2 separate regions of the Homo sapiens genome follow, and region 2 is linked to region 1. A link is an interaction called in ENCODE POLR2A ChIA-PET data of the cell type or tissue named here. Cell type or tissue: MCF 10A. All regions are shown on one strand. Each heading gives the region's core, and the rest is flanking DNA. Links, peaks and the distances in the headings are about the cores only.

Region 1 (10,757 bases), core at 3,705-8,704:
AGGGAAGGGGTTTGGGGGTTTTTACTTTCCAGAAAAGTGGGAAAAGGTTGGGGCGCAGAGAAGAGGTCGGGGCGTGGAAATAAGGGATGGGGCGCAGAAATAAGAGGCCGGGGCACGGAAATAAGGGATTGGGGCGCAGAGATACGAGGTTGGGGCATGGAAATAAGGGATTGGGGCGCAGAGATATGAGGTTGGGGTACTTGCCCCTCTAGAAAAGTGGGACTTGCTGCTAAGAGTGAAGGAGAAGGGGTTGAGGGGTACTTGCCCCTCTCCCAGAAAAGCAGAGAAGGGGTAGAGACAAGGAAAGAAGGGGTTGGGGTACTTGCCCTGTCCCCGGAAAAGCAGAGAAGGGGTAGAGACAAGGAGAGAAGGGCTTGGGGTACTTGCCCTGTCCCCGGAAAAGCAGAGAAGGGGTAGAGACAAAGAGAGAAGGGCTTGGGGTACTTGCCCTGTCCCCAGAAAAGCAGAGAAGGGGTAGAGACAAGGAGAGAAGGGGTTGGGGTACTTGCCCCTTCCCCAGAAAAGCGGGACTTGCCGCTAAGGGTGAAGGACCAAGGCAGGCGTCCCTGCGTGGTCTGACACCCTTGAAACGTGGGTGTATAATCAGAGAGGTGTCCCTGCAATGATTAAACACCAAGGGAAGCCTGCCTTCTCAATCCGTGACCGGCACCGGAGTTTTGGGTCCACGGATAAAATGTGTCTCCTTTGTCTCTACCAGAAAATGAAAGGAATTGAAATTAAGAGAAGGGAGAGATTGAAGTGTGGCGCCAAGATTGAAAGAAGAAAGAGGTTGAGGGATAGTGAGGGAGGTTGGAGAAGAGAGTAAAAAGAGGCCGCTTACCGGATTTGAAATTGGTGAGACGTTTCTTGGGCTGGTCGGTCTGAGGACCTGAGGTCGTAGGTGGATCTTTCTCACGGAGCAAAAAGCAGGAGGACGGGGGATTGATCTTCCAAGGGAGGTCCCCCGATCCGAGTCACGGCACCAAATTTCATGCGCGTCGGTGTGAAGAGACCACCAAACAGGCTTTGTGTGAGCAATAAAGCTGTTTATTTCACCTGGGTGCAGGCGGGCTGAGTCCGAAAAGAGAGTCAGCAAAGGCAGATAGGGGTGGGGCTGTTTTATAGGATTTGGGTAGGTAAAGGAAAATTACAGTCAAAGGGGGTTTGTTCTCTGGCGGGCAGGAGTTGGGGTTGCAAGGTGCTCAGTGTGGGTGCTTTTTGAGCCAGGATGAGCTAGGAAAAGGACTTTCACAAGGTAATGTCATCACTTAAGGCAAGGACCGGCCATTTACACTTCTTTTGTGGCAGAATGTCATCAGTTAAGGTGGGGCAGGGCATATTCACTTCTTTTGTGATTCTTCAGTTACTTCAGGCCATCTGGGCGTATATACGTGCAAGTCACAGGGGATGTGATGGCTTGGCTTGGGCTCAGAGGCCTGACAGGAAGGAGATAAGGCTGCTCGCTATCAGCATGGTTATTCTGCCTTGTGGAAAAATATATAGTTTAATTATACCTTCCTTAATGCATCCTTCTAATTGTAAACACTACAGAAGAAATCACAAAGAAGGAGTCATAATTTTGACTCTATTCAGTTCAAACATATAAAACCTCGTGACTTTAAAAAACATTAAATGGCTAATGGCAATCAAGCGGAAAGAGCAAACGACAGAGAGTTAATAAAGTGAATATATGAACATCATTGATAGCAGTAGCACTCCAATAGCAACAGACTATAGGATACGGGATTCACTGGCAAAATAAAAATGTCAGCAAACAAATGGAAATGTCTTCAACCACACTTGTTATCAAAGAAATGCAAATGAAAACAATGAAGTGGTGATTATCACCTAAGAAACCAGTGGGTGGCTCATGCCTGGAATTCCAGCACTTTGGGAGGCCTGAGTCGGGTGGATAACCTGAGGTCGGAAGTTCAAGACCAGCCTGGCCAACATGGCGAAACCCCATCTCTACTAAAAATATAAAAATTAGCCGGGCGTGCTGGTGGCCGCCTGTAATCCCAGCTACTCAGGAGGCTAAGGCAAGAGAATCACTTGAACCTAGGAGGCGGAGGTTGCAGTGAGCTGAGATCACGCCATTGCACTCCAGCCTGGGCGACAACAGCGAAACTCCATCTCAAAAAAAAAAAACAAAAAACCAGGAAAGCTGAAAACGTTGGTAGAGAGGCTGGCAAGAGCATGGTGCCTGCTGGGAGGTGACTTACTGTAGATTCTCTGGAAAGCCATTTGGCGTTATGTATCAATAATCTGTAAAGTTCATACCACAGATGCCTGAAAATCTATATGGAAGAAATAATCAGAAAGTCAGAAAAAGATTCATATGCAAGAATATTAATCACAACGTTTTCTATATGGGTTAAGTATTCAAGAATATAAGAATATTTAAGTAAAATGTGACTTACTCATATAAGAATATAAGGTGATTAAAATCATATTCCTGAAGAATTTTCAGGGGCATGAAAATAATCATAATACATGAAAAATGAAACGTCATGCAAACTATTTATTTTATGCTCCCAATTATGTAAAATAAAGAATTCCATTGGAAACAGAGCATATAATGCTTGCAATTATATGTATATTTAAAAGTACCAAAATATTAAGTGTTTAACATATCAGGTGGACATTCAGGTGATTTTTAATAATTTTCTTCTCCATGGTTCTTCATATTTCCTGTAATGAGCATGAATGTTTTTTTTTTTTTTTTTTTTTTTTTTTTGAGATAGGTTCTGGGCTCTGTCACCCAGCCTGGAGTGCAGTGACATGATCTTGGCTCACTGTAATCTCCGTCTCTCAGGCTCAAGTGATCCTCCCACCTTAGCCCCCCAAGTAGTTGGGACTACAGGTGTGTACCACCGCACCCAGCTAATTTTTGTATTTTTAGTAGAGACAGGGCTTCACCACATTGCCTAGGCTGGTGAACTCCTGGCTTCAAGCGATCCACCTGCCTTGGCCTCCCAAAATGTTGGGATTACAGGCATGAGCCACCACACCTGGCCATGAATCACTTTTATAAAAGAAAAGCATTACTGGAAGTAAAACTTTTCATGATCTCTGAAGATGGTCCCCTGGCTTTCCTGCAGTCAATAGGATTCCAACCTGGGTAGAGAATTAGCCTCTTGATTTAGCATCAAAATTGCTTAAAATAAAGTGAGGATTCCCAACACATCTCAACTGTTTGGGGATCTTTTGAATGAGTTTCAAGTAAGTCTCAGTGAATTCTTTTTCCATACAAACTCAAGTAAATAAGGTGAGAACAGACGCCAATTACAGGGCCCTGGTGGCACAACCATAGCTCACTGAAACCTCCAACTCCTGGGGTTGAGCTATGCTTCTGGCTCAGCCTCCCAAGAAACTAGGACTACAAGTGTGTGCCCCTATGCCTGGCTAATTTTTATTTATTTATTTTATTTATTTATTTTTTTGAGATGGAGTCTTGCTCTTGTTGCCCAGGCTGGAGTGCAATGGTGCAATCTTGGCTCACCACAACCTCCACCTCCCGGGTTCAAGCGATTCTCCTGCCTCAGCTTCCTGAGTAGCTGGGATTACAGTCATGTGCCACCATGCCTGGCTAATTTTATATTTTTAGTAGAGATGGGGTTTCTCCATTTTGGCCAGGCTGGTTTTCAACTCCTGACTGTCAGGCCTCTGGGACCAAGCCTGCACCTATACATCCAGATGGACTGAAGGAAGCAAAGAAACACAAAGGAAGTGAAAATGGCTGGTTCCTGCCTTAACTGATGACATTCCATCATTGTGATTTGTTACTGCCCCACCTTAACTGAGTGATTAACCTTGTGAAATTCCTTCTCCTGGCTCAGAAGCTCCCCCACTGAGCACCTTGTGACCCCGCCCCTGCCCGCAAGAGAAAAACCCCCTTTGACTGTAATTTTCCACTACCCACCCAAATCCTATAAAACTGCCCCACCCCTATCTGCCTTTCCTGACTCTCTTTTCGGACTCAGCCCGCCTGCACCCAGGTGAGATAAACAGCCTCGTTGCTTACACAAAGCCTGTTTGGTGGTCTCTTCACACAGACGTGTGTGACACTGACTTCAGGTGATCCTCCCGCCTCAGTCTCCCAAAGTGCTGGGATTACAAGCGTGAGCCACGGCGCCAAGCCTAATTTTTATTTTTTGTAGATACAGATCTCACTATGTTGCCCAGGCTGGTCTTGAACTTCTGTCCTCAAGCAGTCTTCCCACCTTAGCCTCTTAAAGCATTGGGACTACAGGTATGAGCCACAGCACCTGGCCTCAGGCTCTGTGTTTCTGACAGGCTCTCAGGTAATGCTGATGGTGCTGGACAGCAAACTACAATTTGAGTAACAAGATAGAGTCCCTACAGGCCAGGCACGGTGGCTCACGCCTGTAATCCCAGCACTGTGGGAGGCCGAGGCGGGCGGATCACGAGATCAGGAGATCGAGATCATCCTGGCTAACATGGTGAAACCCCGGCTCTACTAAAAATACAAAAAAATTAGCCAGGCGTGGTAGTGAGCACCTGTAGTCCCAGCTACTCCGGAGGCTGAGGCAGGAGAATGAGGTGAACCCAGGAGGCAGAGCTTGCAGGGAGCCGAAATCACACCACTGCACTCCAGCCTGGGCAACAGAGCAAGACTGCGTCTCAAAAAAAAAAAAAAAAAAAAAAAGATGGAGTCCCTACATAAACCAAAAAGTCTTGATCATAAACCAAAAGATAAGTCTTGATAAGTCTTGATCAATTTAAAAGTTTATTTTGCCAAGGTTAAGGACATGCCTATGACACAGCCTCAGGAGGTCCTGATGACACATGTGCCCAAGGTGGTCAGGCTGCATCTTGCATTTATATGTTTTTTATATGTTTTAGAGAGACATAAGACATCAATCAATACATGTAAGATGTACATTGGCTTGGTCAGGAAAGGTGGGACAACTGGAAGTCAGGGGCTTCCAGGTCATAGATGCATTCGAAGATTTTCTGATTGGCGATTGGTTATTATCTACAGACCCGGAATCAATAGAAAAGAATGTTTAGGTTAAGGTAAGGGATTATGAAGACCAAGGTTTTACCATGCAGATGAAGCTTCAGGGTAGCAGGCTTCAGAGAGGATAGCTTGTAAATATTTACCAGACTTAGAGTCTGTTCTATCAGTCTCAAGGTCTGTGTTGACGTTAATGGTAATAAGGCATGTCCCACCCCCTCTTCCCATCATGAACAGAACTAGTTTTTCAGGTTGACTTTGGAATGCTCTTGGCCAAAAGGAAGGGTCCATTCAGACGGTTACAGGGCTCAGAATTTTATTTTTGGTTTATGCTATCTTAGAGGACAGCCCAACCTTTCCTGCTTACAAATATAAAAGATTTTGAAACAAGTTCATCAGCAGCATTAATTAGATGAGTAATGTGCATCTGGTGTCTGGGAGCCCACATCTAGGGAACTGTTCTAGGGTCATTGGGTCATTAGGAGATTAACAAATGACTTCATGGTGCAAGTGCCTTCACATGCATATGGGGATGTATGTACATCTTTTGAAACAAGTGTATTTTTGTGCATTTCTAGTGAATTTCTTTTAGGAAATTCTTGGGCATTATATTTCATCTTTCCTGATGGAGTTGCATTAGTGATCAAAAGAGCAAACCACCAATCCTTTCCCCTTGTCTTTTTTCTTTTTCTCTTTCACAAAATCTCTGGTCTCTGCATGTGTGTTCAGTAATAGGAGAAGCCAAGGCCTCCTGTGGGTCCTAGGAAATGCATTATCTACGCTAAAAATAGACAAGAGCCCATTGTCTCATGCAAAAGTAAATCCCACATACTAATCCAGCAGAAAGTGATCTAGCCTTTTTAAAGATTTATTAGTTTCTGATTTTCCTCTCTATGCATAACAATTTTTCATCTCATTCTGTGACAGATAAATTGAATTAAGTGAGAGTTGAAATAACTTCTTTTAAAGATAAATCATCTTTGTGTTACAAACCTTTGAGGTTTAGGAGGCCTCAAGATTCTTGAAGAATCAAAACATTAAGTGAGGAAGAGAAAAGTAACTGTTATTATAGAAATAGCTGCATTCCCAGCAGTGGTGTGCTGTAAATGTTTAACAACCAGCTCTCAAAAAACAAGAAACACTGCCAGGGGCTGGGGTGGGGAGTTATGAGGAGTGACTGCTAATGACTGTGTTTCTTTTTGGTGTGATGAAAATGTTCTGAAATTTGATGGTGGTAGTTGCATAACCTAATGAATATATTAGGAAACCACTGAATTGTACAATTTTAAATGGAAACAACAACAAATCTCCCTTCCCCCGAATATTATTTGCACGATTTGCTAATTTCCATAATGTAAATTCTTCCACTATTGCTGATTTCAACACCACTGGTTCCCAGTGTGGCAATTGTTTCCTAGCCACAGGGGTTTAGGAAGAAGGTGGGGTGTATATAGGATTCCCTCTCTGATTGCTTTTGCTAGCTTTTTTCTTGCTTTTTTTCTTTTTTTTTTTTTGCTTGTTTGCTTTTGTTGTTTTTTTCTGTCTTGAAGTGATCAAGATGTAGTGAAAGCACCCTGAGTGGGATATAAGTCTGAGATTCTTTCCTTTACTAATTCAAATATTCAGCCACACATTTAGCACCTCCTCATGCTGGGCTCTGTGCTGCGTATGTGCCGCAAATTCTAAGGTACCTAGAGTGACCCCTGCCACTGAAGAGACTACAGTCTAGTGAGGGATAGAAATATAAAAACACTATTGTAGAATGTGAGTGTGCATATGCCAGAATAGAAGTATGCGCACTCTGATTGAGAGAGTTACTTTCCCCCATGGAGGAGGAATAGTGGCGGTGATATCAGTGAATGTGTCAGATAAGAGATATCTATCTGACCTGGGAGCTGGGGAAGAGCACCACAATTTAAAAGAACAGCATGAACCAAGGCACAGAGGCACAAGAGTGACAGGGTGCTAAGGATACAGGCACTAATAAGTTGTGGGTAGCTCACAGGTTCGTAAGTGGCCAGGATGTAAAGTGACCAGAAAGATGGGCTTGTATGCTTTTCAAGTTTTTATGGGCCATGCTAAGGAGACTGCACCTTATGGTGCAGGAAATGGGGAGCCACTGAGGTTTGTTAAGCAAGGGAGAGACATGTGGAGATCTGCAGTATTACTTTTTGATGGTAAGAAGGATACATGGGTAGGAAAGAGAAGTGGGAATAAGCTGGAATTGAGTAGGCCAGAGAACAAGACTGTGTTATTCCAGGTGAGAGATGAATAAGCCAACAGTGTAGGGTACAAAGTGGAGGGGATGAAGTGGAGAAACACATCAAGATAAAATGTATAGAACTGATCATTCAATTGAATGTGCATGATGGAGCAGATGATGGAGTTAGGCTAATACAAAAGTTTCTATCTTAGGTGACCAGATGAATGGTGATGCCCATAAAATGCCTATGGATGGTAGGCACTGAGTGAATATTTGCAGAAGGTGGAACAAATATCTGGATCATAGAGGAGCAGCATGGTGTGATGGAAGGCACTCAGAGTGAGGAGTCAGATTAACTTTGCTTGCATCAGAGCATGGTTTGGTTACTTATTATAATCGTTGTGGGACTTTGAGCAAATTTCTTTTCTTTCTTTTTTTTTTTTTTTTTGAGATGGAATCTCACTCTGTTACCCAGGCTGGAGTGCAGTAGTGCCATCTTGGCTCACTGCAACCTCCGCCTCCTGGGTTCAAGCGATTCTCCTGCCTCAGCCTCCCAAGTAGCTGGGATTACAGGCATGTGCCACCACACTCAGCTAATTTTTGTATTTTTTTTTTAGTAGAGACGGGGTTTTGCCATGTTGGCCGGGTTGGTCTTGAACTCCTGAGCTCAAGTGATCCACCTGCCTCAGCCTCCCAAAGTGCTGGGAGTACGGGCATGAGCCACTGCGACTGGCCAAGTTTCTTAATCTCTCTGAATTTAATTTGAATCCATGTGTAGGTGAGAAGAGATTTTGTTAGTTAGTACTGGAATTATTTTACTTGGAGGGATTTTAAAAGCCTGCAGTTATTCCTAGTGCTGCCAAAGGGGAATACATTTATTAGATGAAATGGAATCAAAAACGTAGTGGAGGCAGAAATGTGTGCCCTGATCTATACACAGCCATTACAAATAGTGAAACAGTCTTATTTCTTGATATTTGGAGGATTTCTGGATACCCAGTGACTTCTGTTTGTGTTTAAAAGGTAGAAGAAGAAAGACTGATGCAGTTTAAATCTAATCGGAGGAAAAACTCCTGTGGCTCCTCAGTTGGTGTCCATGGAAACTTGATACAGCAGAGGGCCCTGATACCTGAGCTGTCAGGAGTCCAGAATATGTCTTGTTTGAGAATTCTGAGTAGTCACAAACTATCAGAACATGGGAAGGGGACCCGTGCCAGTTTCAAAGTAAAGCTGGAACTGAAGCTGTTAAATATGTATGTGGGAAAACTGAAAATGCCTTTGAAATAGGCAAAGCAGATTACTGGATGTCTTGTCCAGCATACTTTTCCAGATTATCTCTATACCTTCATTGTTTTTGAGCTATTTTACAACTCTGTAATTGTAGACAACTGATAGCAATGCAAATGATTCTTGTCCATAGGCATGCAAATACATTTTGTCTTGTGGAGAGGCAATTGACTCTCTCACACCCTCATGGAAAAACAAATTTTGCATCTAGTAAACAATTTCATTTGATCGTTTCTTGGGACTTACACTTGTGTCTGCTCTTTGGTTTCTCCTTTGGACTGCTTGCAACATCTCACTGGTTTCCTCATTAGTTAATGAGCTGAATAAAATTGGTGAATTCATTTTATATGAGAATCATGTTTTTACTCTTTAAAAAGGATGATCTGGCTGAGTGTGGAGACTCACGCCTGTAATCCTAGCACTTTGGGAGGCTGAGGCAGGTGAATCACTTGAGGTCAGGAATTTGAGACCAGCCTGCCCAACATGATGAAACCCCATCTCTATTGAAAATACAAAAATTAGCCGGATGTGGTGGCACACACCTGTAGTCCCAGCTACTTGGGAGGCTGAGGCAGAAGGATCACTTGAACCTGGGAGGCAGAGGTTGCTGTGAGCCAATATCCCGCCACTGTATTCCAGCCTAGGCAACAGAGTGAGACTCCATCTCAAAAAAAAAGAAAGAAAGAAAGAAAAAAGAATGATCAATTAATGAGCATCACAGTTACATTTTACACATTGAAAAACTAGGGTAAAAAGAAAGAATCCATCCAGCCCCAGGGTATCCTCAAGGTGCTGATGGAGGACAAATAATGATCCAGGGCAGAGGGAGGCTAGTAAGACTCCAATCTGGGATGCATTGTAGGTCCAGCTTCTACTTCCCCAAGGCCGGGAAAATTCCTCCTCATGTAGACCTTAATATATATATGTCATCAGATTTTCAGCCTTAACATGGATCATGAGATTTTAGTTCGGGATAGAACTGTGTTTCACTGTATTGAGGAGAAAGGCGTAAATGAATACTCTCTCTCTCCCTCTCTCTCTCTCATTCCTTCCTTCCTTCCTTCCTTCCTTCCTTCCTTCCTTCCTTCCTTCCCTCCCTCCCTCCTTCCTTCCTTTCTTTCTTTCTTTCTCCTTCCTTCCTTCCTTCCTTCCTTCCTTCCTTCCTTCCTTCCTTCCCTCCCTCCTTCCTTCCTCTCTCTCTCTCTTTCTTTTTTGACAAGGTCTTGCTTCATCACCCAGGCTGGAGTGCAGTGGCACATCATGGTTCACTGCAGCCTCAGTTTCCAGGACCCCAAGTGATCCTCCCACCTCAGCCTCCCAAGTAGCTGGCTGGGACTACAAGCATGTGCCACCACATCCAGCTAATTTTTAAATTTTTTTATAGAGACAAGGTCTAACTATGTTGCCTAGGTTGGTCTTGAACTCCCGGGCTCCAGTGATCCTCCTGCCTTGACCTCCCTGGTTATTATACTACTGGGATTACAGGCATGATTTGCTGCTCCTGGCCTGGTAAATAATACTGTTAAGGAGAGGGGAAACTCAACCAGGATTCAGAAAATTCTCTCTAAAGCAAATTAGGAAATTCATCTAATTTTTGATTGCCTTAAAAGCATGGATGTGTGTCTCCTCACGGCATAATGATGCACTAACAATACGTAGAAGAGATGGTCAATATTAGTGAGAGGAGGGCTTGTTTCTTACGGATGACCCGTTTAAAAAAATATACAATGATCCAGCTTTTCTCAGGATGGAGTCAGAAGGAATCTCAATAATTCCTATCACAAGACACTAACAGCATGAGGCAACCCTGCAGGAAACACAGAGAGTTTGCAAAGTCCTTCCTTGTGGCCTAAGGAAAATGACTTCTGGGTACTCAGGATAGCCCAATGTGATCAATCTTCAGAATATCAGCGTTTTCTTGGTAGTGAACTAACTGCACAATCCAGGTGGGGCAGGACGTCTGGGTGCTGAAGAATGGGAGCGGATGTAAGGAGCGCCTTGTTGGGGAAAGGAGAGATAAAGGCATGGAGGCATCAAGCATTGGGGTCTCTAGGGTGTAAGCCATGTGCGATGTGGCCAAATGAGTTCTTTTTTTTTTTGAGACCTTGTTTCACTCTTGTTGCCCAGGCTGGAGTGCAATGGCGTGATCTCGGCTCACCACAACCTCTGCCTCCTGGGTTCAAGCGATTCTCCTGCCTCAGCCTCTGAGTAGCTGAGATTACAGGCATGCGCCACCACGCCTGGCTAATTTTGTATTTTTAGTAGAGACGAGGTTTCTCCACGTTG
Region 2 (10,757 bases), core at 2,327-7,326, 420 kb before region 1:
CACCCATTCTTATATCCCTTCATGCCTCCCTCCCTCCTGTCTATGTATGTATGTATGTATGTATGTATGTATGTATGTATGTATGTATCTATCTATCTATCTATCTATCCATCCTCCTTCCTATCTATCTATCTATCTATCTATCTATCTATCTATCTATCCTTAACTGAGAGATTTCTCACAGTTTCCTTTCCAGAGCAAAGGTAAGTTGAAGAGTAGCAACACCTCCGTCTGTTATGTGGAGTCATTCTGGGCTTAAAAACTAGGAATTTAGGGATATAAGTTCTATCTCTAGTTCCTGGTAGTTCATTGTGTGTCTTCTGAAAGATTCTTTCTGTATTTAAATGTTTTGGTTTCATGACTTAACATTTTCTCCAAATATAAGAATTGTGTTTGTTCATGTGTAACACATGGAAGGTGCCAAAAAAAATAAAATGTAAACAAAAACCATGTGTAAGTTTCTTCACTCTCAGTAACCCCACTGTGAACATCATCATTCATCTCTCTAGGTTTTGTTTTCTTGCAAATGTGCTTACATAGTTATCAAATGTAATCCACTTATAAATACAGTTTTTAAACCTGCATTTCTACTTACATCTACTTCATGAGTATTTCCTAGTTATTAAAAATTCTTCAAAAGCACATTGCTGTACCATAACGTATTTAATCATTCTCAGGTTGTTCTACACTTAGTCTGTGTCCAGCTTTTCACTCCATAAAAAAATATTGCAGTGAGCCCCTTTGTACCTCGTCTTTGCTGATCTGAAAATTCCCTCAGAAGGTATTCCTAGAAGTAGGATTTCTGGTAAAATAGAATTGTGGATCCTCACCTTAGTCTTCACTGTTAAGTCAGGCCAAGACGTTTCATCTTGGATCCAATAAAGGGCTAGGTAACTAAAATACCCGAAGACTTGGTAATTTCCTGCCTGTAGTGTGGTTTCAAGGGATGCAACTAGAGGACAGTATAATATAATGATCTTCATTGTAACTATGAGTTGGATTTAATAATAATAGTTAACATTTACTGGGTGATTAATATGTGGTAAGCCCTGTTTTAAGTGTTTTACACGTATTAACTCCTTTATTCTCATAACAACTCTTGGAGGCAGGTACAGATGGGGAAGATAAGGCACAGAGGGGTTCAATTACTTATCCAAGGTAAGTGGCTGAGCCAGGATTCAAACCCAAGCATTCTGGCTGCCAACCCATACCGTTAACCACGACATGACCCTGCTTGGAAACAATCAAATGGGGAAGAACCCTCACCTCCCACACACTAGGGTTGCAGGGCTTAGGGCTGCCTAACCTGCAGGGAGATAGCACCTCCTCCTTGCTGGCTGCAGAGTTTCTGCCTCCTTCACCTTGGTTCCTTTTCCTGCTTTATGGGCTGTGTGCCTGCTGGGTATGGGCAGGACAAAAGCCCAGATGAAGAACACACAATTCTGTATCTGGAAGGGAAGAGGAATATGTATCAGGCTGTTTTCAGGAATCTGCTGGAAGGGGAATGGAGGGAGGAAACGAATGAGAAAACACGGCTTCAGGGGTTTGGTATTTTGTGTTCTCATATTTGTTTTTGACAATTGTTAGAGCATTAGGCTTGCCTAATTAGCAGTAATAGTTCCTTACATTTTTCACAAATTCCACCTGGTGCAATGCCAGATGTGATCTATAAAATCAGAGTTCCTAGAGATGACAGGTATAGTGGTAATGAATTCCCTCAGTATTTGCTTTTCTGCAAAGGATCTTATTCTCCTTTGCCGATGAAGTTTAGTTTGGCTAGATATGAAAGTCTTGGTTGGAGTTTCTTTTAAGAATGTTGATCATTCCCTGTGACTCATGGGAAATGGACCTCTGCTGAGAGGTCCATTGTTAGTTTGATGGGCTTCCCATTGTAGGTGACTTGACCCTTCTCTCTAGCTGCTTTTAACATTTTTTCTTTCATTTCAAGCTTGGAGAATCTGATGATTATGTGTCTTGTGGATGATCTTCTTGTGAAGTATCTTACTAGGGTTCCCTGCATTTCCTGAATTTTCTATTGGCCTCTCTAGCTCAGTTGGTGAAGTTCTCATGGGTGATAACCTGAAATATGTTTTCCACCATTCTCTCCATCTCTTTCAGAGACATTAATGAGTCATAGATTGGGTCTTTTTACATAATCTCTATTTCTCAGAGGTTTTTTTTTCATTCCTTTTTATTCTTTTTTTCTTTATTCTTGTCTGACTCTCTTATTTCAGAAAGCCAGTCTTCAAGCTCTAAGATTCTTTCCTCAGCTTCATCTATTGTGCTATTAATACTTGCGATTGCGATTAGTGTGTTTTTCAGCTCTATCAGGTTGATTACATTCCTTTTCATACTGGCTATTTAGTCTGTCAGCTCCTGTATTGTTTTGTTGTGATTCTTAGCATCCTTGGATTAGGTTTCAACATTCTCCTTAATCTCGATGATCTTCCTTCCTGTTTGTATTCTGAATTCTATTTCTGTCATTTCAGTCATCTCAGCCCAGTTCAGAACCCTTGCTGGAGAGGTAATGCAGTCATCTGGCGGAAAGAAGGCACACAGGCTTTCTGAGCTGTCAACTTTCTTGCATTCATTCTCATCTGTGTGGGCTGATGTTCCTTCAGTCTTTGAAGTTCTGTCCTTTGGATGGGTTTTTTTTCTTTTATCCTATTTGATAACCTTGAGGGTTTGATTGTGGTACAAGGTGGGTTCAGTGGACTGGCTTTGTTTCTGGAAGATTTTAGGGGGTCAAAGCTCAGCTCCCAACTTCTGGACTGCATGCTCTAATTCTGGACTTCTACTGGGCTGACTTTGTTCCCTGTCTCCTTGAGGTTAGGAATCCACTGTGCTGGAGATATGGGGGTTCTCCCAGATAGCTGGTCACAACACTTGTATGGGTGGTGCCAGCCAAAGCGCTTCATAGGGTGGTGGCAGTGGAATCTGTCCTCGTTTGCATGTGCCACAGCAGTGGCAGTGGCGCTGTGGCGGGGTGCATGCTTGTCCACTGTGGTGGGGTGCTAGTGGGTGCTAGGTTGCCGGCCTCTGTGCAGGTGTTCACAGCAGTGGCAGAGGCAGCATGGTGTCAGGAGGAAGGGCACCCCAGCTGGCGTCTTACATGTGTTTGCACTGGTGATGGTGTTAGCATGTGGGTGGGGTGCTGGTGGGTGCAGGAGTGTGTGTGTCCTCTGTGTGTGTTCCTCTGGGTGGCAGTGACCACTCAGGGTGGATGTGTGTCCATTATTCTCCATGCCTAGTTTCAGGCTGGTGGTAGCTTGGCACAGGGGTGGGGCATTAGTGGGGGCAAGGTCTACCCATACACATATGCTCTGGCAAAGCCATATGGGGGGTGGCTTGGGCAAGTGTGTGCAGGCAAAGCAGCACAGGGGAGACTGCAATGTGGGGAGGGCATTAGCAGGTTGGTGTATGTCTGTGGGGCTACTCTGCTGGAGCTCTCTGCTGGTCAGGTATGGTCTGCCAGCACAGGAGCTATGATGTGGGGCCCTAGGAGGTACCCTCTGTGGGCACCCAAGGCTGCATTGCAAGCAGGCATGGCCAGGCTGGGGCCCCAGGAGAGACCAGGAGACTGAGGGGTGCTCAGGTCGGACTGGCCCTGTCTCATGGACCACCCCGTGGTCAAGAAGACAAGAAGAGGATGGGCTTTAGGTAGGAGTCGGACACCACTTCCATCATAACAAGAGGAAAGGCAGGATATTTACTCAACACCTGGCAAATAAGGAACATGGTCCCATCTCCAGGAAGCTGCAGTCTGGTTGGAGTGGCAAGACATTACAACAAAAAAAGAATAATTCAGTGTGCGATAAGCCTACAGGGACCAAGTGCTGTAGTATTGTGTAGGCATTTACAAGAAATACTTCAAGTTATGTTTCACTTATGTCTATAAATCAAGGAAGGTTGAGGTCCCTTAGGAGGCCTCATTGGCTTTGTTCAGAGATTTCCCAGGCTTGGTTTCCATCTTAACTTATTTTAATGATTTGTTGGTAACACACACACACACACACACACACACAGTTTCTAACCAAAACACCTTGAGAGGACATCAGTTCACATTTGATCTTACTGGCATTTACTCCGTTCTTGATCCATTACTCAGTCTAGTTGTGTTCAGGTCTTTAAAGCCTGGAAAGGTTATTTTGCCAAAGTACTAGTTTTGAAGCTTACTTTGTTTGTCATTACTCATGACTGATACCATGCTGAGTTAACCCCAAATATTTTTGGAACACAAAACACTTGATGGCTGCCCTAAGGAATTTGCTGTCTCCCTGTGCACTGTCAGAGAATTATCAGATTAGAGAAAGAAATCATAGATGGATCACTGAATGGGGAAAACCAAACCTGCCTCAGGGAGCAACGTAATCATATTGTCATGACTTACCTCTTATACCTACTCTAAGGAACATCATGACCTTTGACATATTTCTCTCTGGTCAAACATCCTTTTTATTACATGTGTGAGTAGTGAAATCGCAGTTTACAAATAAATTGTTTTATTTCTTTAAATAATTGCTAAAGGTGTTTAAGATTTTGCCACGTATAAACACTGCATGCAGTAAGAGAAGAGTAGTCATTATTTAAGGAAGTCTGCTTCTCAGAAAGCTAAAACTATTGTGAACCATAGTGATTCAAGCAGGAGCTTCAAGGAGCTACCAAACAACAGTTGTTCATATAGACTTTCTTTCTATCTTTCTCTTTCTTTCTTTCTTTTCTTTCTCTCTTTCTTTTCTTTTTCTTTCTTTCTCTTTCTTCCTTTCCTTTCCCTTTCTTTCTTCCTTTCCTTTCCCTTTCTTTCTTTCTTTCTTTCTTTCTTTCTTTCTTTCTTTCTTTCTTTCTTTCTTTCTTCTTTTCTTTCTTTCTCTTTATTTGTTTAGCTGCTCTCTTAAGATTGCTACAGGATATTGTCTCTTACTTTAAGTAGTCCTACATTTAATAAGTCCAACCACATGTCGACATTTGAGGGGCTCATAATGAATGAAATGCACAATTGTATAATCTTTTCAATTTCTACACTAGTGGGTGGAGGATAGGGGGTCAGGAATGTAGAGGTCACCCCAACTGGATGTGTGACCCCAGAGCAGGTACTGACTAATCATGAAGGCCACTGAATTTTGTCTCTTCTCTTTCTGCCTTGTAGGACAGCAGTGCTCCCTATGGGGTCAGGTATGTGAGCTCTATGGTGGTGGATATGCACCACATCTTGGTCTACAGAGAAATCTTCATGTACCCAGGCAACAAGAAGAGCCCTCAGGGCAAGGGAATTCTCCTTTGTCCACTGGCTGTGCATCCAGTCAGGGAGCAGGAGGAGCTCTCTCCTCTCATGCCTGCTGTTTGGCTACTGCACTGCTGCTCCTTGGCAAGTCTGTGTGGTGGGCAGGGGAAGAGAAACCAGCTCTGTTTCCTTTGAGTGAGCCTCCAGGCTGTGGTAGGTTTGAAGGAGAAGGCCGAAATTATGTGACTGGTGTTTCTTACTGTCCTTCCCCTCTGGCCTCACACCCATCATTCACCATGAGCCATCTGTGTGTTTTATTTGCCACAGGCTGCGTCTGACTTTTAGCTTCAGCATCTGATTAGGGATCATAGACCCCATAAGGAATCTAATGAAATTTATCAACACACTTCCCAGAAAAATGCAGATAAACATACATGTTACATACACATTACATGTTTAGAGGGTTTACAGATGCCCTGAAGTCTACCCAAGAATCCCCCAGAGAATTCCCAAAATCCAGAATAAGAACTTCTGCTCAGAACTCATCAAATATGACTGTAAACGTTGTTCCTGGAAGGTCTAACTGCAACTCAGCTCTATCCCATATCAATTAATTGTAGGGTAGAGGCCAGCGGCAGAAGTTGTAACTGACAATTTATTTGCGGGACCTGTGGCTGGCAGCTCTGGGTGGAAAAGATTTCCTTGATGCAAGAGCTGAAGGCTCTTCCCCAACATCAGCAAGCCTGGGGAGCTGAGCAGGTGGTCTTTATCCTGCACTTCCTGGGCCACCTTCTCTGGCAGCAGGAAACAGACCCGGGCGGGATCAAGGAGCACTGTTGGAGATGGGTCAGGCTTCTTAAGGGGAAGGACCCCTCCAGCTGGGCTGTGTGAGCTGGGGACAACATGGCCTTCCCAGCAGGAACCCACTGGAGACACCTGGGCCTTGTCAGTCAAGTTATTTTCTGTCAAGCAATTGGGATAAACATTTCCCTCTAGGGGCCCCGGACTGCACCTGAAGGAACTGAGGTCTCCCTGGGTCTCCAGGGCCCTGGAAGCGGATGTCCTGCCGAGAGAGGGGGCTTTTCTTGTCCTCCTGCTCCTGGGTCTCTACCTGACCCTCCTCCTCTATCACTGCTCTGGGCTCTTCTTGGGTCCTCACCTTGGTCTTATTCGGCGGCCTGGCTGGGATCGGAATCAGCTTCCTAGCCCCAGCCACCTGCTCACGTGGTGAAGGCAGTTAGAGAGTGAACTTGCTGCTGGGAGGAGGGATCCTCACCGAGCTGGGGTGTCCCAACATCATGGAGTTGCCACTAGACAGCACGGGTTTCTTCCTTGAGGGGAGCCCGCAGCCCACAGCAGGCAGGACCCCCAGGGGGGCGCCCGTGTCTGGCGGGAGAGGACACGGTCTCCTAGGCGCGCTGTAGAAGCTGACTGGAGAAGGCCCGCGACTCTGCTGAGGGTTAAAGAGGAATCGGAAAGGGCCCGGGGTAGACGTGGGCGCCACAGGGTGAGCCGGGCCAGGCTGAGAGGACTCACGGGCTATGGGAGCTTGTGGGCGACGGTCCGGCAGGGGCCTGCGGCGGGAACAGGGACAAAATATACTTAATAAATTGCCCATTTAGAGCAAGTTGTGTGGGTACAATGGCGAGAAAACGGTCAGTAATGGAGACGCTGCTCCGTAGTCGCCCACTTCTCTTTCTCCAGGCGCGCACTGGACGGCTGAGCGATTGTGAGGCCCCAGTGGGGCTGGTGACAGAACCAAGGCGCGCCGAAGCGCGCGGCAGCACCCCCGCCCTAGGGCGCCTACCAGAGGGGTAAAAGGGCAAAAGAGAGAGCCCCTCCCCCACCACGCCCGCCTCCGCCGGGCCCAGCAGGACTCTCTAACACCTGGGGACATCCTGCTGCTGGGGGCAGGTGTGTGGCCTCGGATGGGTCCCTCTGTGGGGCTGTGGGGTATGCGGGCTGACATGTCAGAGCCCTTCCCGCCTGGCGCCTGGCCTGGGCGCTGCCTTGGCACCCAGTGGCCTTGTATTGGCCGGCCCTGTCCCCTGGGTTACAGGGCCAGAACCTGCTGGAAGCCGAGCATGGGGCCACCTGGATGCTACCAGGCTACCCCACGGCTGCTCCAGTGCCTCTATGCCGCCTGGAGCCAGGCCCACCTTCTACATGGCCACTAGGGGCCACCAGCCCCGCTACGAAGGTTTCCAAGGAGAGGACGCGGTGCCCTGACCTGACTGGATGCTGCCCCTTACCACATCCCTTCCTGGCAGGCGGGATCTCCACTTCTTTTCACAAATGTACCTAAGACCTTTCTGCAGGTCATTCAGGTGTTCATGGCCCAACCAGGCTTTGAACCCGGGCTGTGCGATTCCACAGCTGGCGCTCTGGCTTGTGTGCCTCCTGATCATGGATACAGCATGTATTCTTATTTTTACTGTAGTCCTGCGGTACTTAGCACCTGGCATATCTGTAATAAGCACATGCACACCTAGAAGTAGGTCTTCACTTCAACATGTAAGTTGACCATGGCCCACTCCGGGCTCCAGTCCTCGACAAAGATGTAGGGCAGGGACTACCAGTTGCCAGCATAGCACCATCCCACATTGCTCTTCTAATGGAGCCTTTCAGCCCAGATGTTCTTTCTTGTCTAGTGGGAAGGATCCAAGTATGTAAAGATTATGTTCTAGATCAGCTTTGGTCTATCCTAAAAGAAATTCACCAGGGGACTTATTCCATATTGATAAGAAGCCAGTTTCTTTGGCCTTCCTGGAATATGTCTAGAAAGCAAATGTGTCATTTATTTGCAAGTTAATAGTGGAGCAATGTATTGGATTAAAATATGATCAACACAATTTGGTCATTGTGAGCATGCCAGCTGGATCCACTCTTCACCACACATTAACACCTAAATATAATTTCAGATCTTATGCCCAAGAGAAGGACATACTCTTGGGTGTCTGGACAAGGAAAACATGCGTGAAAAATCAACGATTCTTCTTAGATCCCTCAGGCAAGTGAAGTCATGGAGCAAACCACGACCCCATAATTGGAGAGACAGAGTAATACTAAAAATCACAAGTTACAGCCTCAGAAACCCACAGGTAGAGACCTCCACAGGAATAAGCAACTGGGTGGGGAAAGCAAAGTGCAACTGACAAATTGCTTGAGGCCCAGTGTGAGCAAGGCTGAGAGTTAAAACTCTTAAGAGTTCCCAGTCATAGAGAGGCCCCATGAGCTGTAAAGCTTCAATAGCTGTACTGGGTTCTGAAAGTGAAAAGGTGTGAAAAATTGCATTTCTCTAATGATTAGTAATGTTGCATTACTCTGGTGGTTAGTAATTTTTTCATTTTTGCTGGCCACTTGCATGTCTTCTTTTGAGAAGTGTCTGTTAATGTCTTTTGCCCATTTCTTGATGAGGCTATTTGGTTTTTAATTTTGTCTTGTTCAATTGTTTACATTCCTTATAGATTCTGGATATTAGGGCTTTGTCAGATGCTTAGTTTGCAAATATTTTCTCCCATTCTGTAGGTTGTCTGTTTGCTCTGTTGATAGTTCTTTTACTGTGCATAAGCACTTTTGTTTAATTAGGTCCCACTTGTCAATTTTTGCATTTGTTGCAATTGCTTTTGAGGATATAGTCGTAAATTCTTTGCCAGTGCTGATGTCCAGAACGTTGTTTTCTAGGTTTTCTTCTAGGATTCTTATATTCTGAGGTCTTACATGTGAATCTTTAATCCATAGTGGTTACTTTTTGTATATGGTGAAAGGTAGGGGTCCAGTTTCAGTCTTCAGTATATGGCTAGCCAGATATCTCAGGAACATTTATTGACTAGGGAGTCCTTTCCTCTTTGCTTATTTTTGTCAACTTTGTTGAAGATCATATGACTGTAGGTGTTCAGCTTTATTGTTGGTTTCTCTATTCTGTTCCATTGGTCTGCATGTCTGTTTTTGTGCCAGTACCATGCTGTTTCGGTTACTGTAGCCTTATAGTATAATGTGAAGTCTGGTAGCATGATGCCCCTGGCTTTGTTCTCTTTGCTCAGGATTGCTTTAGCTATTCGGGCCCTTTATTAGTTCCATATAAATTTTAGAATAGTTTTTCCTAGTTCTGTGAAAAATGTTGTTGATAGCTTGATAGGAATAGTATTGAATCCATAGATTGCTTTGGGCAGTATGGCCATTTTATCAATATTGATTCTTCAAATTAATGAGCATGGAAAGTTTTTCCATTTGTTTGTGTCATCTCTGATTTCTTTCAGCAGTGTTTTGTAGTTCTTGTAGAGATCTTTTACCTTCATGGTTAGATGTATTCTTACATATTTATTTATTTGTTTTTGACTATTGTAAATGGGATTGCTTGCTTTATTGGGTTTTCAGCTTGTTATTGTTAAATAGAAATGCTACTTATTTTGTACATTTGTATTATATCCTTAAACTATATCAAAAGCATTTATTAGTTCGGGATTCTTTTGGTGGAGTCCTTAGGATTTTCTAGGTGTAGAATCATATAGTTTGACTTCTTCTTTTCTTATTTGGATGCCTATTATTTCTTTCTCTTGCCTGATCATTCTGGCTTGGACTTCTTGTTATATCAATTTTATCTGAAGTTTTAAAACAATTTATTAGAGACAGAAATAAACATATCTACAACATTAGTAATAATTGCAGACCAGGGGTTACGGACCATGAGAATAGTCATTTGAAACTTTTTGTTGTTGTTGTTGTTGTCACTAACTGGCTTTTTCTCATCCATGCTCAGGATATGCATTGAGGACTCTTCATCTAATAGCCCTGACCCACGCAGAACCTGCTCCCAAGAATCAAGCTCAGGCTTTTTGGCCACTCAGGTTCCAAGAAAAGCAGCCTTATGGACTCTCTCAAGTGTGGGCTGCTGAGGAGCTTTCTCAAAAGGTGAGGTCCTGACTCTCCTCTCTCTCCCAACTACAGCAGATTCCCATCTTTGCACCTGGCTCTAAGCTTGCAGGTGGAGCCCAGATGCTGGCACCTGTCTCTCCAGGATGTCTTGGCTTCTACACTGTCTCCCATCAAGGTCTAGGAGGAGGAAGGGTTTTGCATCAGTCCTTGGCCTATGGCTGACACAGTGGCTTTGGTGGCTTTCAACTGTGGTCTAGGCTGGCTGGTGACCCTGTGTGCACCCCTTGTTTTCCAGCAATGGCAAACTGCCCCAGCAATAGCAAAAGAAGGGCTCCACTGAAATCACAGCCACAGACACAATGGTCCATCATCGTCACTGTGCCTGTTGCAGAATTGCCTCATGTTCTACTCAGGCTCTGCCCTTAAAAACAAAGCTTGGACTCACACAGTTCCAAGCATAGCACAGATCAAATACTGGCATCAGGAGGAATCCTCCCCTCTTATACCTTCTTCCTGGAATGCTGCAGGGTGTTGCAGAAAAGGAAAATGCAGTGGAAAGGCTGGAGAGAGAAGGCCAAGGCTGGGAGGTACACGATGCCCTGTGCAAGGGCTCCCTTGAGTTCTTTCTGGCCTGCAGCCTCCATAAGCATAAAAAACCTAT

What was found. ChIA-PET counts read pairs that join two places held together with the same protein. Peaks named below come from ENCODE experiments on the same cell type or tissue, not always from the same donor. Only the 100,000 strongest peaks of a DNase experiment are listed, where the experiment ranks them.
Region 2: POLR2A ChIA-PET joins it to region 1 with 5 read pairs; 2 of 35 experiments call an interaction of 5 or more read pairs at or near these places.

What each region holds. Positions count from the first base shown.
Region 1 is chr9:87,401,379-87,412,135 of GRCh38, reverse strand. It overlaps the pseudogene LOC112268032. Among named protein-coding and RNA genes, the nearest start is that of DAPK1, 91 kb to the left of the region's middle. RefSeq lists enhancers at 519-1,172, 1,173-1,826, 1,827-2,482, 6,079-6,629, 8,799-9,414 and 1 more and a cis regulatory region at 1,356-1,929. In MCF 10A, for the core only: no CTCF peak of the experiment used is centred there; a DNase peak (open chromatin) is centred at 6,215.
Region 2 is chr9:87,821,019-87,831,775 of GRCh38, reverse strand. It overlaps the pseudogene LOC100420576 and the pseudogene NPAP1P7. Among named protein-coding and RNA genes, the nearest start is that of SPATA31E1, 56 kb to the left of the region's middle. In MCF 10A, for the core only: no CTCF peak of the experiment used is centred there; no DNase peak of the experiment used is centred there.